Linked DNA regions of Homo sapiens: region 1 is linked to region 2. Evidence: chromatin contacts called from ENCODE Hi-C or POLR2A ChIA-PET data. All regions are on one chromosome and are shown on one strand. The core of a region is the stretch at or near the end of the contact, and the rest is flanking DNA. Distances in the headings are between cores, read along the strand shown.

The links. Hi-C counts contacts between places; a loop is a spot of excess contacts on that map. ChIA-PET counts read pairs that join two places held with the same protein, here RNA polymerase II (POLR2A). Pooled maps may share reads with other maps.
Region 1: a map of PC-3 shows a loop between it and region 2 (3-fold over the local background). The contact joins two enhancer-like sites. A Hi-C loop is called at or near these places in 2 of 168 maps with a recorded cell type or tissue (PC-3 and mammary epithelial cell), 1 of 37 single-sample maps with no recorded cell type and 8 of 50 pooled maps. POLR2A ChIA-PET finds 5 or more read pairs at or near these places in 2 of 52 experiments (A673 and OCI-LY7).

What each region holds. Positions count from the first base shown.
Region 1 is chr10:62,419,488-62,423,832 of GRCh38, reverse strand. It overlaps a transcript of ZNF365 not described here. Among named protein-coding and RNA genes, the nearest start is that of ZNF365, 47 kb to the right of the region's middle. Within about 2 kb of position 1,657, at least 2 of the 41 ENCODE cell types and tissues checked have a DNase peak (open chromatin) inside an H3K27ac peak, as active enhancers do; they include mammary epithelial cell, where a contact is called at or near this core.
Region 2 is chr10:62,243,291-62,247,379 of GRCh38, reverse strand. RTKN2 (rhotekin 2) reads left to right here. Exons shown (of 12, transcript NM_145307.4): 3 at 1,323-1,381. Among named protein-coding and RNA genes, the nearest start is that of LINC02621, 14 kb to the left of the region's middle. Within about 2 kb of position 2,344, at least 7 of the 41 ENCODE cell types and tissues checked have a DNase peak (open chromatin) inside an H3K27ac peak, as active enhancers do; they include mammary epithelial cell, where a contact is called at or near this core.

The sequences.
Region 1 (4,345 bases), core at 408-2,907, 180 kb before region 2:
ATTATTATAATTATTTCCTCTCTAAATCAATTCATTTGTAAGCTCAAAGCATGCATTTTATTAGTCCTAATTGGATTCAGAGAGCTGTGATCTCCTTGTAACCCTAATCCCTATTATAAAATGGAAAAATCATCATTAAATTTGATTTACATGCTCCTTTTGGGTAGTGTCACCTACGCTACCCTCATAGCAAGGATTTTCTATTAAAATATCTTTTTGAACTAAGAATTCTAGTCATTTAGAATAGCCAAGATGAGCACATGTCACATCCTAGAGTTAGTGTAAAAATTTAACACTTTTCTTCCTGGCTATCAAAACTAATATTCTGAAAAAACTGGAATGATTGAATGTACCCAAATCATTCCTGGTTATCAGAACTAATATTCTGTCCAAGTCTGAATTGCTGAAATTCCCAAGGTAGATTCTGAAAAGCACTAATCCTGTGAAATACTCTATGAAGTAGGAGTCTTGGAGTCAAATAAGCTTGAGAAATGCTGAAATTCAAAATGTATCTTAGTATACCAACTCCTTTAGAACTCCTAAAGCTTGAGAAATGCTGAAATTCAAAATGTATCTTACTATACTAACTCCTTTAGAACTCCTGGAGTTTTTTTTTTAAGTTTCTATTAAAAATGTTGTATAGACCAGGAATTCTTTTCAAGTATCTTACTTAGTGACATGCTACAGAACACAGTTTGGAAATTGATAAGAAAGACTAACATTTATGGAGTATCTATTATATAAGTTAGTTGCCACTATAAATTCATTTAACATTATAGTAAGTCTCCCCCTAGCTGGTGCCAACACATTGTGTGAAACCATCCATGAAAGAGGCCCAAATATTTCCTTCCTCAGACAACTCATCAGGGATATTTCTTAGGAGACTAGAGGTGTGAGTTGAGAACAAGTTGGCAAGACAGCAAAAGTAGGTGCCAAGGGAGTCTGTGCCAGGTACTCACACAACTTAGTTTCGTCTTCAAGATCAACTTCATTTCCATCTCATATGCAGTTTTCTTTTCTTGTGATCATGGAGTACTCTACGAACACCCAATTGTAAGGTTTGGTGGATGAGATAACACCTAACTCATGATGGGCTACTTAGGTGGTATGGCATTCAGTCTCTACTAGGGCCCAGTAGAGAATTAAGAACTATTTCCAAACTGAATAAATGATCATTTTCAGAATAGAGCATGGCCGCGCTCTAAAGCCCTAGGTATCTGCACTGTTTCTCCTACTGGGTTTTCTCACAGCTCCATTTGTACAGCACCTCTAGCTGCCATAGACATGTTGTGCATCATTGGGTCTGCTTGGTCATTAGGTCTAAATAGTGGAGTGGTTTTCACAGCAGTCCAGACCAGCTGCAGTGCCTCCTTTAGTCTAGGTCCATTCAAAACTGGCAAATTTACTGGTTGTCATCTGGTAAATGAGTCAGAGCAGTACACTCAAAAGTGGGGAATGTTGCCTTTAACAACCAAAGAAGTTCACAAAATATTGTGCCTCCTTAATGATGAGGGTGTAAGGCATAGCGACTTATATTCTCTTTCTTATGAGATATCACATTTCCCAGTCTACCCAACCCTAGAAGTTTCATCAAGATGAACAAGATGACATGCCTTGAATTTTCATGGGGTGTTTCTCCCACCTCTGGCATGCATGCAGTTATCAAGGCATCTAAAATACTGGTTCCTTCCTACTCACACAGCCCACTCAGCATGACTCATCCATATAATGGACCAACATGCTGCCCTGTAGAATGGTAATACTTGGTTTCTCTGGACTAGATTATTGCTGAAAACCAGAATACTAACATAACTCTGAACTAAGACAATGAAGATATATGGCAGTACCTTGCAGATAAGAGGAAGCTGCTTCTGATATTTTTTTGCTATTCAGAATACAGTGGTAAAACATTATCCAAATCAATAGCTGAGTATCAGCTATAGATCCAGCAAGGAGTTCACATCTGTAACAACTATAGTTGTAATAATCTGCTGTCATTATTCCAGATTCATCTGTATTCTGCATAGAGCAAACAGATAAGTTAATGCTGACCTGAAAGAAATCAATAGCTCTGCAGCTTTCAAGATTTTGATGGTGGCACTGATCTTTTCAATTACCTCAGGGATGTAGTATCAATTATTGTTTACTATTTGGAGAAAGAAATCCCAAGGACTTCTTGCATATCTCTATCATTAAAGCCTTTACTTCAACAGTGAGTATGCCAATGTCGGGAGGCTGTCAGTACATAATTAAATCTATTTCAACCATGCTTTCAGGGATTAGCACACTGTGGTTTTGCAGAGTTCCTGGCTTTACGTGATACGGACTTGGGTTAACATTTCATTTTATCACCCAAATTCTAAAGCCCACCCGCTTAACTGAGTATAGAGGATTCATGGTCCTGAGGAATTTGCATCAGCTCAAGGCTGATGAGAAGTAATCCCTAAAAAGATTGGGTATTTTACTTTATCAACTGTGGATTCACCCTTGTAAATGGCCCCAGATTCTTTTGGTAAAGGCCAGGTAACAGATTTGCAGTACATAATTGTGCCAGTGTTGTACGATCTTTCATCAAGTTGACTAGACTCTCCTACATTCACAAGACCTGTTCAATTTGTGAACTAGCTCAGTTCAGAAAATTGGTGATGACAATAAGATTGTTGATGACTTAGACATTAACAATCAAATCAAAATAGACAAATACATATTTTTCCAGTATAAGCAATGAGCTACCACTATCGGTTGCCAATGTCTCTAAACCCAAGTAGGCCACATTTCTATCTTTTGAAGTCTGTTTTCCAGACTTCTTCTGGTACAAAATGGTTTATCAGTCAGTGTTCAGTTAAAAAAAAAAAAAAACCATCTCTACAAAAATATAAAAAACTAGCCGGGTGTGGTGACAGGTGCCTCTGGTCTCAGCTACTCAGGAGGCTGAGGTGGGAGGATCACTTGAGCCAGGGAGGTGGAGGTTGCAGTGAGCTGGCATGGCGCCACTGCACTCCAGCCCAGGTGACAGAGTGACAGAGCCTGACTCAATAAAAAAAAAAAGCCTGAAAACAAGAAAAACAGAAACCATTCTAGAAGACATTAGGTGCATACAAAACCAGTGGAATGTCCAGACGACAGAAAATCAAGGCAGGTCATCCCTTTATTTTCAAGTTCACTGCCAACTTGCAATCAATCAAAGTATTATTTCTGTAGTCCAGGCCAAGAACTTAGAGGCTGCCAGAGACAGTAAAGCTTGCTAAGTATTCTATTTACTTTCCTTTATTTCTTAGCTTCTTTGCAGTTATATGGGCCAATTACAATGTGAAAAAATATGTGAATCATTTCTGAGTTAAGACAGAGAAAATCCTACATGCAATTCTCTTGTCTTTTTCTGTGACATAGTTACCTACAAGAATACAAACTTAAATTTAAGCTTAAGTCTCAGTGTTACAAAGATGGTGGAAGCTCCATCAAACTGAACAATAACAAAAAAATTGAATCACTGGTTCAAAGAAAACAAAGTCCCAAATGTTTTTACAAGCATGTTCTAACAAATATTTATTACGAGTTAATTTCAAATTTGCACAAACTGCTTCAGAAATAGTAAATTCTAGTCTAACTTTGATATCCAAATAAGACAATGTCAATACAAAAAAGGAAAATTGTAGGCCAATTAATTTCAACCTAAATGCAATAATGTATATAAAAGTAATATGTAATGACTAAGTATGATTTATTCCAAGAACTCAGGTTTATTTAATGTTATAAAATAAATTAACATAACCTAATACATTAAGATTTTAAAGGAGAAATATAAAACAAAATCTCATTCAATAAAGGAGAAAACATCTCTCTAAATTTATATATTTTTTTGTGATATATCTTAGCAAACCAGGAATTGATAGGAATTATAATAACCTAAAAAGTGTACATACCAAAAACTTACAATAATGATCATACTCAATGATAAAACATTAATTAATATATGAGGATATTTCCATGACCTTGGGTAGGGAATAAAACAAAAAAGCACTAAGCATAAAGGAAAAAACTATTGATGAACTTGACTACCTTAACATTCTGACCTTTTGTTCATGCAAAAACAACAATAAATAACACAAGAAAAACCCTACTCCCCGCTTTGAGCCATGTATTCATCTTTCAAAACTGTTTGCTGTTGCTGCAAATAGCTATAAATTAACTGAACAATGTCACATCAGACACTAAAATCCACGCTCAATAGCTAAACAATGTGCACCCAATCATTAATCAGTGTTACCTCTGTTAACCAATGAGAATTCCTGACAAACGACTTTGTATAAGCCCACCCCGTCCTTTTTTTTTTTTTTTCCTTTAA
Region 2 (4,089 bases), core at 1,095-3,594:
TATAAACGTATGAACTTTACATCAGTAAATTATTTTAGCTCATTCAAAATATATGTCACCTATATATTTATGAGTTTCATCCAGTAAAGGGGCAAAAAAGCAGGATGATATATTTGTTTTCAAATTTGGATGCATTATAATGAATATATTGGCAGTCTTTTTAACAGACCTACTGAAAGCAGTGTGTTGCTGTCATCCTCTTCCAAAAATTACTTAGATAAAGTCCCATTTCAAACTCCCATCAGTCTTTCTCCAGAAGCCTTCTTAGAATCAAACAATATCCAAATGGAAAATTTCCATCTTATCACTTATTTGAAGTAACAAATTAAATTAGCTGGTAGTTAATTAGCTGACCAAATTAAATAGGAATGAAAAATACAAAGAATACTCTTAGAAATATTGCCCTGTAAATGGAATGCTAATCTCTAAATGCAGTTTATTAGGAAAATAGGATATTAGGGAAATAGTCAAAGATTGGATTGTTTCTATCTTTTTAAAGTTTTCATGGTAATAAAATATTCCAACTTCAGATTTGGAAGTGTCTTATATCCCCAGAATTTCCTTTGAATCGTAATATTTAGGATATTAGGGAAATAGTCAAAGATTGGATTGTTTCTATCTTCTTAAAGTTTTCATGGTAATAAAATATTCCAACTTCAGATTTGGAAGTGTCTTATATCCCCAGAATTTCCTTTGAATCGTAATATTTTTCTCTCTAAATTTTATTCTGTCTACAGAGCTACTCTGTTTCTCATCTTAGTTTGTTAATTTATTATTTTAACATACACTTAGTTCTTTGGAATCTTGGGGAAATTAAATATGATATTAAATATGATTATACAGCAGAGGGTACTTTTTTGGATATTTATCAGATTCTATAAGGATAAGATACTCCTGGACAGTAAATTGCATGATTGGGAAGTTCATTAACTTTTCCAGGCCACTGTATCTGATAAGTTAGAAATGTAATATATGAAATTGTGATCTAAGGTATTATACTTCTGGGGACATGGACAAATATTGTACATCTTGTTTACAGATATAAATGATCACAAAAGTCTTTCATTGTAAAGTAACCAGTATACAGTCATCAAGGAATATAAAGTTTATATGAAAAATCGGGAGTGGCTCCAGATATTTCTTTTAACTTGCTAACTTGACTAAACATCTTAAAGTTTGAGTCAAATAGTTTACATTAACTGGAAGTCATTATTATTCACGGATATGCATTTGCTTTTAATATTTTGACATTTGTGAAACACTGTTAAAATAATTGCTTATTAGAAAAGATCTTTTTTCCATAAGTTTTTTTGTTTTGACAGTGATGTGAAATTTGAAAGTAAAGAACGAACAGCATGTAAAGGAAAGATTGCCATATCAGGTATGCTATAAATGAATCTTTTATATTGCTGAATAAATTCTATAACGTAACTACATGGTGGATTTTGTTTTATGCCCTGTCTCCATTCTCTTCATTTTGTTTTTCATACCTCTATCAGAATATTTGTTCTAAAACACTGTTTTTAGCATTATATGCTACATTGATATAGAACTTTAGAGTTTAAGAAAACTGTTTCATATGTTACATACTCTACAGTTTTCTCCCTAGTGCAGTCTTGTAAAATAGGTAGAGTAATTGTTATTTTCTACAGACTCAGAGGCTAAGTGACTGAGCTAGGCCAAACCCAAGTCTTTTGACTCTGTTCCTTTCCTGCTCAGAAGCTATAATAATGTTTTTAATGTTTTGTCTAGGTCAGAAGTTCCATGAGGTTTTGGTACCATGTTTATTTTGGTCATCACTTTACACCCAGAAGCTAGCATGGTGCTTGGCTCATAGTAATTGCTCAGTGACTCTTGGATGGATGGCTGCTCTTCATTGCCTGTAGTGTAAAGACCAAACATTTTTCTCCAGTCTTCCATTTTGACCCAATTTTTTTTCTAGTCATATCTTCTATTACTCCTAAACATAAGCTGTCGCCTTTAGCAGACATTTCTCTCCTTGTCCTGGCAACATAACCCATGCTTCTGACACCCAATTAGCTTGTGAAATAACTACATTCTCTTAAATATCTGTTTGTTTATCTATATATAATATAATCTCTGTTACCGTTCCAACTAGAAAGGATGTTTCCTTTCTCTCAATTCCTAATGCAGTTAGGAGACCCTTCACCACTAGATGGCACTTATGCTGTGCAGTCTCAGTTTCTCCAAAGTGTTCAGGAAGCTAAAGACAATGGCTTGGAGATGCCACAGATTGAAATGAATACATGGCTGACTCGTGTGTACACTAGTCAGATAATGCACTTTTACAAATATTTTCTTATCAGTACATTTTTGAAACAATAGTATATACCTCCATTGGTCCTTAAGTAATCACTAGGTTATTGGCTAAAAGTCTTGTACTAGAGAGCCTGCTGCTACATTTGAGGTACTGTCACCTAAGGAACTGTTTCTAGTAATATTTTTCTGGATAAACAAAATTATCACACAGGACGGTAGACCTACATTTTACAAAGTACGTAAATGGCCAAAATCTGAAGAATTGCATTCAGCTAAGCAAAATATTCTTCAGAAAATAACTGGAATATGTAAAAATTTGTTGCTTGTTTTATAGTTATTTATATTTGTTTTTATCTTTATAATACAAAACAAAACATGTTTTATCCTTGTATTCTTTTGCTATCAAACATGTATTTTTATGTGGTATTGTTCATTATGTGCAATAAATTTTTTGTGAATAAATTACTATAGATCTTTGAGATTTTATAAAAACTAAACATATCCTTCATTTCTTGCTTCTAATATAGTGTCACTCAGTATATAAATGACATATGTTAAGTTGCTGTTAAACACTCAAATGCCATGATAGTCAACATCTATTGTCATTTCATAACAGTTTATTGATTGTAGCAATTCATAATATTAGAAATAACTGTACATTTAGAAGGAGGCTCAAGTAAAAGTATTTAAAATAAAATAAAAAACTATTTCCTGCCCACAATTACTCAAGTGTAAAAATTGAACTTATTTCTGCATGTGTTTCTTCTTTCCAAAAGATAATTTTAAATTAAGGAACGGAAACTCTGAGAAAATCGGATACTTACGTAATGTCTTTTCATCTTTGCCTAGACTTAATTATATCTTGTATGTGTTTGTAAAAACAAAATAAAAAATGAATTCACCTTTATAAATCCATTTTTTCTTGATATTGGGATGAAAATGTGACCTTTGTTTTGGTAAAGATGAATATTTGCAACAAAGTGTCATAATGTTTTGAGATTACATTGATAGCCAGAAAATACCTGGGTTTTCTGTTTCCAGCTACATCACTCCCTGGCCAGGTCTTTATGAAACTAAATCACAAATTTATTATTTCTGCTGAACATCAAATATTTACCATATGTAAATGTAGTATTTACCGTAATTATATTGTGGTAATTAGCTTAGTCACCGACTACTAATTTAATGAATAAACCAAATCAGTTCACCAAGTACCTTAGTTTTCACTTTTGAAAATGATAGACAGACTTCTGGGACTTGATAGCATCAAGTCAGCTGTCTTATTATGACTCTCCCAGTTTACCATTAAAATGGCAATGAAGACATAAAACAAGACAAAAGTTAGAGTACTGTAAACTGAAACTGAGCCATTTGCAAGAATCTGGAAGGAAGTTCTATCATTGGAAGCTGAATTCAGAAATAGAGTTGATGGGTTACAAATCCATTGCTATCTGAAGAGCACAAGACTACCTGGAAAATCGGTATCCAGCTTCTCCTCTTGTGGAGCTGATATCTACCCTCCTCTCTTCGGCATGGGATAGAAGAAGGCTGACCCACAGGTTGTGGGTGTACAGCAAAGGAAGTCAGGATCCATGTCCCTCCCATGATAGTGTAAATAGTTAATGCTCTGTTAATCCTAACAGAGCAAGAACAGCTGTGAATAAGTACAGTTGTGAAATGAAATGAGTCAGCAGCTGTGGTCAAGCAAGAAGAAGTGGACTTTTTGGCAGGATATCAGCCAAGTCATAATTACAAAACAATAAAGCATTCTCATAAAAATCAAAAACAAAATTACAATGTCTGTTATGC